Regions from separate parts of the Homo sapiens genome. Here region 1 is linked to region 2. Evidence: read pairs that join two places in POLR2A ChIA-PET (ENCODE). Cell type or tissue: GM12878. All regions are shown on one strand. Links, peaks and the distances in the headings refer to the core of each region. The heading gives the core; the rest is flanking DNA.

Region 1 (4,398 bases), core at 276-4,275, 74 kb before region 2:
TTTATCATAAGCCAAGATGTAAACTGGTAAATCTCAAATGCACAACCTGATGATATTGCCTACTTTAGACACCAATCTAAAAATCAGTGCATCAAATTTTAATGTAAAACATTTTAACAGATTTACAAACTTCTGCTTGCAAACTTCTGTTTGCAAATCTATTAAAATCTGTTAGCTTTAAAAACTTCTGTTAGGAGAAAGGGAGATTCACATCCTTGCATTGTGACATTCCAGTGGGGCAACAACAGCTAGGCACACGGAATATAGGTACTGACAGTCTTTCATTTTGAACTCCTTTACAAAATGTTAGCTAGCTTGTTAATGCAATCTTTGAACTGTTTGCTGGGTATCTGAACCATTTAATATCCTAAGTTGTATGACCTAAGTCATGAGTCATACATGACCTGCTACCATTAAATAACAGCAAAAGGGAATGAGCTTTTTAAAAATTCTAAAAAAAAAAAAAAAAAAAAAAAGGTGATTCTAGTTATAGTTCTCCCTTCTCCTCCTCCATCTTTTTCTTCTTTTTAAAAATAGGTTTCTGGATAGGCATGATGGCTCACGCCTGTAATCCCAGCACTTTGGGAGGCCGAGGTGGGTGGATCATTTGAGGTCAGGAATTCAAGACCAGCTTGGCCAACATGGTGAAACCCCATCTCTACTAAAAATACAAAAAAATTAGCCGGGGATGGTGGCGCATGCCTGTAGTCCCAGTTACTCAGGAGGCTGATGCAGGAGAATCGCTTGAGCCCAGGAGGCGGACGTTGCAGTGAGCCAAGATGGCACCACTGCATTCCAGTCTGGGCAACAGAGTGAGACTCTATCTCAAAAGAAAAAAAACAAAAAAGGTTTCTTCTCTATACCTACATGAAAGGCCAGATTTCGGTTAGCCAGGCAAAACCAGGCAATGTATACAGTGAAGAGGTTATTGATGAAGACCAACTTATGCTCAGGCAAAATCAACCTGGATTTTCATGAAAATATTCAACGGATTACTTTAAAACACTGTTCCTATGGTCAATATTATTTCTTATAACTGACGAGTTTACAACACAGTTTTCAACCACAACACAGGAACATCAAATATAAAATCCTCCACTAAAGGGCAAAGGATGATGGTATTAGTGTACGCAACTCACACTCAGATAATGTTCAACTATGTGCAATTAAATATGAATTAAAATAAGAAAATTTCAGCTGGGCGCAGTTGCTCATGCCTATAATCCCAGCACTTTGGGAGGTCAAGGCAGGCAGATCACGAGGTCAGGAGATTGAGAACATCCTGGCTAACACGATGAAACCCAGTCTCTACTAAAAAATACAAAACATTATCTGGGCACAGTGTCGGGCACCTGTAGTCCCAGCTACTCGGGAGGCTGAGGCAGGAGAATGGTGTGAACCCGGAAGGCAGAGCTTGCAGCGAGCTGAGATCGCGCCACTGTACTCCAGCGACAGAGCAAGAGTCCGTCTCAAAAAAACAAAAAAAGAAAAAAAGAAAAAAAGAAATTTTCAACACACATTTTTAGATAAAATACTTAATTTTATGGATATTTATAGCATGTGTCCGGTCTTACAGAACTCCACCTTCTTCCACCTTATTTGTAATATAAACTGCTCTTAAACCACTTAATACATCTTTACTAGAAGACTTATTTTACACAGTACCTACCAAGCAGCAGATCAATACTCTAATACAGAGATGCCAATGCCATTACCACAAAAACCTGTGCAAGCAGCCAGCTGCTGAACAAAGACCACGGTTTTCATCAGGTTTATTCCTAACATGTCTCCACTCCACTAGGATGAAATATCTTGCTGTGATGAGCAAGTGGAATTTGGGAAGGAAATAATGGCATTTTTAAAAACACTTAAGAAGCTTTGATTACAGAGAAAGTTTGAAAGATAGAGCTAAAATAAATTTATTCACACTTACAGGATGTTTATCATTTATCATCAAATCCATCTGTTCATAGGCAATCATAATGCTGCATGTGATGCCTTACCAATTGCCATGGTATTAGATATTTACATTACAATTCAACACTTAAGACTAAAATGATACAGTAACAGGGTATGAAAAAAATGAAAATTAAGCACTGGGTGAGAAATGGGGGAAAGAGGAAAGGAAAACACCCTATTTTTTAAAAGTCATTTTCAATAAATAAATTTCCTAACTTTGCTTTCTAAATTTGCTACCAAAAAAATCATTATTCACAAGCTTTTCATAGTTATTACATTTCTTTCCTCCATAGCACAATTATGATCTGAGGCAATAAAATTGAGTTGAAACACAATTAGAAAGGACAGAGATCTGTCTACACATGGTGGTACTAGCAACTTGTGGCACCAGAGGGATTTAACTTTTGTCAAAAACCAATTCTCCCTGTCTTTTCTTACACTATTTACTTTCAGTGGACTAAAGCTGCAATACATCCTTTCTAGGCTAGCTTTAATCATTTCCACAACTGTGGTTGCCATGACAACAGGATGCAGCTTATCTGGGCTGTTTTCATTTTCCCCATTTGAGTTGCCATAACAACACAATCACTCTGCCTTTCTGCAATATGTAACAACTTTATTTTAGGATTGTATTCTTAAGGATACTGGATTTCCCCACTAACAAAGTAAATAAGAGAATTTATATAAGAATTTTATTTCAATAACATAACACCCAACTTTAAAATCTTTTGGACAGGCTGGGCGCAGTGGCTCATGCCTGTAATCTCAGCACTTTGGGAGGCCGAGGCGAGTGGATCACCTGTGGTCAGGACTTTGAGACCAACCTGGCCAACATGGTGAAACCTCGTCTCTACTAAAAATACCAAAAATTAGCCAGGCGAGGTGGCAGATGCCTGTAATCCCAGTTACTTTGGAGGCTGAGGCAGGAGAATTGCTTGAATCCGGGAGGCGGAGGTTCCGGTGAGCCAAGATCATGCCACTGCACTCTAGCCTGGGTGACAGAGTGAGACTCTGTCTCAAAAAAAAAAAAAAAATCTTTTGGAGATAGAATTACTTTGATAGGGACTTTCATCATGTAAAAACAAACATCAACAAACCCTGACGAATATCTGCTGAAATCTAAAGACTGTCTACCGTTAGTAGTGACTGATGTTTCCACAGACTTTCACAAACAAGAGACAGCAATACCAACATGATTATGAGCTATGAGAAAGTGTCCATTAATACCTGTCCTAAGTAGATCAAAAATGAAAATAGTTCTATACCACATATTTTGCTGTCGTAATCCAACATTATTTGTTAAGAGTACCACAGAACAAGTGAGTAGTGGGCTTAATACTAGCTGAACTCCATTTAAAATCTTTACCTCGCTCGAGACCAGCCTGGGCAACACAGTGAGACCATGTCTCTACCAAAAAAAAAAAAAAAAAAATCTTCACCTCCCATTCAAGTTTTCGCATAGTGGCAGAATCTTGCAGAAATTCATAAAGTTCAACTACTTTTACAGTATAAAATGAGCATTTATAAAAACTCACATTCATTGACAAAAATTAAAGAAAAGCATTATTCTAATTGGCAGTATAAAAATTTTAAAATATTCTGGCTACTAGATCACCATATCCATTACTAGGTCCATCATGTTGGGAAATGAGAGCAAAGACAGTGTGTTTTTTTAAAGAACTCTATTGTTATGACTCTTTGTTGTACCAGTATTCGCTATAACAGAACTTTGTGTATGCAAAGGTTATCTTTAATAGCTTAAATCAATAAGTTCAGATCCCTTATAACTTTGATCAACTACAAAGATATATTAAAAACCTCTCCCTAGAGCTGGGAAAAGCTGAGGCAAAAAACAAAAATACAAAACCTTCTCCCATCATATAAAAAATACCTATGAATATATATATACATATTTGTCGCTTACAAACAAAACATGGAAATATTACTACTATTTAAGGAAAAAATATGCAAATATTACTAAATTTCCCATTAGTCCCCTACAGGCATGTAAAAGATTATTCATAATATGGTAGTATTTTTACAGGATAGAACTAATTTTCACATACTAATGTAACAAGATACATTTTAATTTTAATCACAGCTGAGATAATTTAATAAATTTTGTAGTATGCAATGAACTGAAAAATATAATTTATTAATCAAACCTGAGAACCAAAAATAAATCTAAGATCTTTCATAGCATGATCATTTTAAGTTCATTTTTTAAAGAAAAAAATCCACTGTTATTTCAAATTCTGAAATAACAATTTAACAATTTGTATTTTAGCCATTTTTATTAAGGAGAGGAAGGGTCTGTAAATGTTAAGAGCAAAATTAATTACTGGATCAAGGTCTTTTCTTTAGAATCTTTTCCACACTCAGGAAAATGAGGAACTCCTAGACAATAATAATGAAAATAAAGCAGCTGGAGCAAAAGGG
Region 2 (4,398 bases), core at 206-4,205:
CCAGAGCCCAACATCAGATTATTTTTCTAATACTGACTCTGAGAGTTCAAAACTAATTGCTTGGAATAAAGAGTAGAAAGAGATAAGGGCTTTGGAGCCAGAAAGTCTAGGTTTGAGTCCTGGCCTTTCTGCTTATTAGCTTCTCATTCATTCATTCACTCAGTAGATATTTAACAAGTATCCACTGTATGCCAGTTGTGTGACCTTTTGGGGGGCAAGCTATTTAAACTCAGTTTCAGTTTCCTCATCGCCAAAACAAAAATAATATACCTAGATATCACAGTTGTGAGAATGACATGAGATGAGGTGCTCAGCACATAGTAGATACTCACTAAATGCTTCACTAGGAGGAGAAATCTAGTTATCGCTCTTCAACAAAGTTTCTTCCATCTGTTGGTATTTTTACCCCACAAGTAGCTAAGCTATGTATTGGGGAAGTTCAAGGAGAATTCTCTATGGTCCCAGAGAATCAGCCACATTTTGTAGGTGACTGTGCCAGTGGGCAAGGATGTGGCTCTTCTCTGGAGTAAGGAAGCACAGGACAGGTTTAGCCCCATGGCTGTCTGTCTCCCTCCCCTCATGAGCTCCTCATGGGCAGGGACTGTATCTTCACTTGTTTAGCACTGCAGCTACTGTGCCTCTGACAGTGCCTGGCACTCAGAAAGCATTCAGTAGATGTTTGTGGAAAGAAAGAACAAAGAAAGGAAGGAAGAAAGAAGGGAAGGAAGGGAGGGAGGGAGGGAGGGAGGGAGGGAGGAAGGAAGGAAGGAAGGTAGGTTCTCGCCTTGTAATGGTTGTGCATGCCCCTAATTTCTTCATTCAACACATTTTTTTTTTCCATCAGCTGCTTCCACATGGCATCAACAAGTATTTATTTATTTATTTATTTATTTAGAGGTGGAGTCTTTGCTCTGTCGCCCAGGCTGGACTGCAGTGGCACAATCTCGGCTCACTGAAAACTCTGCCTCCCAGGTTCACACCATTCTCCTGCCTCAGCCTCCCGAGTAGCTGGGACTACAGGCGCCTGCCACCTTGCCCGGCTAATTTTTTTGTATTTTTTAATAGAGACGGGGTTTTACCGTGTTAGTCAGGATGGTCTCGATCTCCTGACCTCGTGATCCGCCTGCCTCGGCCTCCCATAGTGCTGGGATTACAGGTGAGAGCCACCACGCCCGGCCCATCAACAAGTATTTATTTAGCACCTACAATGTCCCCAGGTACTGTGCCAGGGGCTGGGGATATAATGGTGAGTAAAACAGGCATGGTCCCTGCCCTCATGGAGTGCAGAGTCCAGTGGGAGAATCCAGGCTATAATGAAACAGTCACAAAAAGAAGTAAATGATGCCAAGAAAGTGTATAAAAGAGGAGAGAGCTACATGAGTGAGTAGTCATAGAAGGCTTCCCCTGAGGTGCAAGGCTTCAGCTGGCATCTGAAGTGGGAGTAGGAGTTAAGACCATGCTGGACAGGGTCTGGTGATGCTGCCACTGCCAAGGGGAGTCTTCCAAGAAGGAAAGGCGTGTGCACAGCCCCCATGGCTTCTTAGAACACAGCACCTTATTCAGACTATGGGAAAAGGCCAATATGGCTGGAGCACTGTTGTGACTGGGAGCATGGGACAAAGAAGCTGAAGAGGTAGGGTCTTAGGGGACAGCCTGCAATGGTATCCCCTAAGAGCAAGGGGGCACCATTGCAGGGTTTTAAGCTGAGAGATGGTAGTGATGACATGATCACTACCTGGCTGAGTAGAGGGAGAAAGAGGGGCCAGAGGGGGCAAGAGGGCTCATGGAGAGATCAGTCAGGAGGGTACTTAGGTATCTAGGCAACAGATGGCAATGACTTTGGACTGGGATGGGGGCAGGGTGCTGATGGGTGGAGAGGAAAGAATGGAAGAGAAGAACATTTTCAAGTGGCGTTGAAAGGGCTTGCAGATGGCCGGTTGGGTCATGCAATTGCTGAGGGTGGGGGAGTAGCCATGGAGAACTCCTAGGTTTATGAAACTTGCTCCTTGTGTCTGTCTGCTCCTTGTTCACTTTTATAAATGGGCTTCTTTCTTGTTCACTGGAGAGTTTTGTTCTGATAGTCTTCAGAGGTGGCTGGGTTTCTACTTCCAGAGGATGGAAGAGACTGTCAGGGGCCCTGCAGTAACTGGGATGCACCCAGAGGGTCATTTCCCCAACCAACCCCTGGCCACTTAGGCACTCACATTCATCCTCCCAAACTCACCCAAACCCACAGACTTCCAAACATTCCCTCCAGACTACTTCAACCTACCGTTATTCATCCTCACCTCCCCAAAGCCCTCTGTGCCCCTCCCTTACCCTCTCTCCTCCTGACCCCCGCCCAGCCCCTACCTCCCTCTGCCTCCACTTCACCCTATTAAGAAACAACAACCCCACAGAAACCCCTGCCCCCGGCTGCTACTCCCTGAGCCCCGCCTGCCCTCCCTCCTCCTGCTCCTCTCCCTGACAGATGCCTCAGAGCCCCGGGCCGCAGTTAAGGTGACGAGATGCAGCAATTCTTTATGAACATTTCATTCCTGCTCGCTACACGACGTAAATTAGATGGTGTGTTACATTCGGGCAATAAGAGAGATATGTCACCACGACGCTGGCCCATTGGATGGAGAGGGTAATCCTGCCGTGAATTTCATTACTGCTTTTATATAGACAGAATTAGCTCGGTGACAGCGAGCCTGATTGTCTTTCACTAGGGGTTTGGCGAAGAGCTGAAAGGATTTCACCCTGATGTGCACACTACTGAGTGACCCCGCTCACCAGCGGCTCCGCTGATTGCTTTGCACCTTGCAGACGCCGCAATTGGCTCAGCCTCTCTGCCCCCCTTGACTCCCTCCCTGGTCCCCAGCCCTCCCCGCCTGGCTTTTTCTTGAATCAAGAAGAAAGGAGACCTAATGGAGTCACAAGGTCATGAAGGGAAATGGGGTGGGGTGGGGAGGAAGGTAGCAGAGTGAAAAAACACCACCTAAAGCAATCCCTTTCTGATAGGGGTCTCCAAGACAGAGGCTGTGGCCACTCACTCTTTTGCCCCAGAAAAGGGCAAGAAGGACCCTGTGTTCCTGTGATCAGGGGATGGTCTATTCCTGTGAGTCTCCCTGTAGAGACTCCAGAGCTGTCATGTTCCTGTTCCTTTGCCTCTTGCATGTCTGGGTCCTCTCCTTGTGACAGCTCAGGCTTCCTTTCTCATCTCCTAGTCAGCGAGAGTTGAGAATAAAAAGATCAGGAGGCCGGGCACGGTGGCTCATGCCTGTAATCCCAGCACTTTGGGAGGCTAAGGTGGGCAGATCACCTGGGGTCGGGGGCTCAAGACCAGCCTGACCAACGTGGAGAAACCCCGTCTCTACTAAAAATACAAAATTAGCCTCGCGTGGTGGCACATGCCTGTAATCCCAGCTACTCAGGAGGCTGAGGCAGGAGAATCACTTGAAGCCGGGAGGTAGAGGTAGCGGTGAGCCGAGATCGTGCCATTGCACTCCAGCCTGGGCGACAACAATGAAACTCCTCAAAAAAAAAAAAAAAAAAAAAAAAAAAAAAGCAGGAATAGCAGTCCCTCCTAGCCTGTGCTGTGGACCCAGTGGTTCCAGTGTGAAAGCGGTGGACTCAGGCAGACTCCCTTCACTCCATTCCCCACACACATCTGATGGTGGCACTGCCTCCACCCCAGCCCCATCACACACACACACACACACACACACACACACACACACACACACCCCGCTCTTCAGTGACCTTCCAAATCCTTAATAGACCCCGATGCCTGGCCCCAGCAGCCCGAAAACAAGCCCAGACAAGGGTCTCTCTCCCCTGGGTCAGTTTCTGTGGGGGTGGCTGGTCCTGAGGGGGTCAGGCCCCTCCTGTTCCTTGGCCTCTGCCTCACTGACTCTCGCCTTCTGTCACCTTGTCCTCTCCCTCCCTCACCTCTGCTGACACCTTGGCAAATGCCTTCCGCCAGGCCTTTTGGAGGCAGCCTGGGGCTGGCCAGGGAAGCTGACCATTGCTGGGCCCCTGCTTAAAGCTCTGACCCTTTCTAGAAGCCACCAAGGATGCCCTCTGAGCTTCCATTTCTTGAGGCTTAGGGGCCAAGTATCGAGCAGACAGCATAATCTCCGCAAAGCCCCTTTTGGTCTTTTGGTCAATCCGACACATCTGTCAGGAAAGCTTCTCCTGTGGCCTGGAGCAGCCAGCACTGTGCCTCTGTGATGGGAAGGATTAAGATCACAGTCTCTACTTTCCAGTGGGGGAGGAGGCTCCCTGGACCTCAGCAGAGCTCAGCAGGCCCTCTGAAGGCCTGGCACAGGGTCTCTGCACCCTGACTCTTCGGCCTGGGGGAAAGCACACTGAGTTCCTTCTCCCAGCCCCTCAGTCAGGGCACCCTCAGCTCCA

Evidence for each region. Peaks named below come from ENCODE experiments on the same cell type or tissue, not always from the same donor. Only the 100,000 strongest peaks of a DNase experiment are listed, where the experiment ranks them.
Region 1: POLR2A ChIA-PET joins it to region 2 with 6 read pairs; 7 of 35 experiments call an interaction of 5 or more read pairs at or near these places.

The regions. Positions count from the first base shown.
Region 1 is chr10:101,395,400-101,399,797 of GRCh38, reverse strand. All of the region lies in intron 1 of BTRC (beta-transducin repeat containing E3 ubiquitin protein ligase), which reads right to left. Among named protein-coding and RNA genes, the nearest start is that of BTRC, 43 kb to the right of the region's middle. In GM12878, for the core only: no CTCF peak of the experiment used is centred there; a DNase peak (open chromatin) is centred at 2,460.
Region 2 is chr10:101,321,076-101,325,473 of GRCh38, reverse strand. No RefSeq gene overlaps it. Among named protein-coding and RNA genes, the nearest start is that of BTRC, 31 kb to the left of the region's middle. RefSeq lists an enhancer at 3,865-4,365. In GM12878, for the core only: no CTCF peak of the experiment used is centred there; no DNase peak of the experiment used is centred there.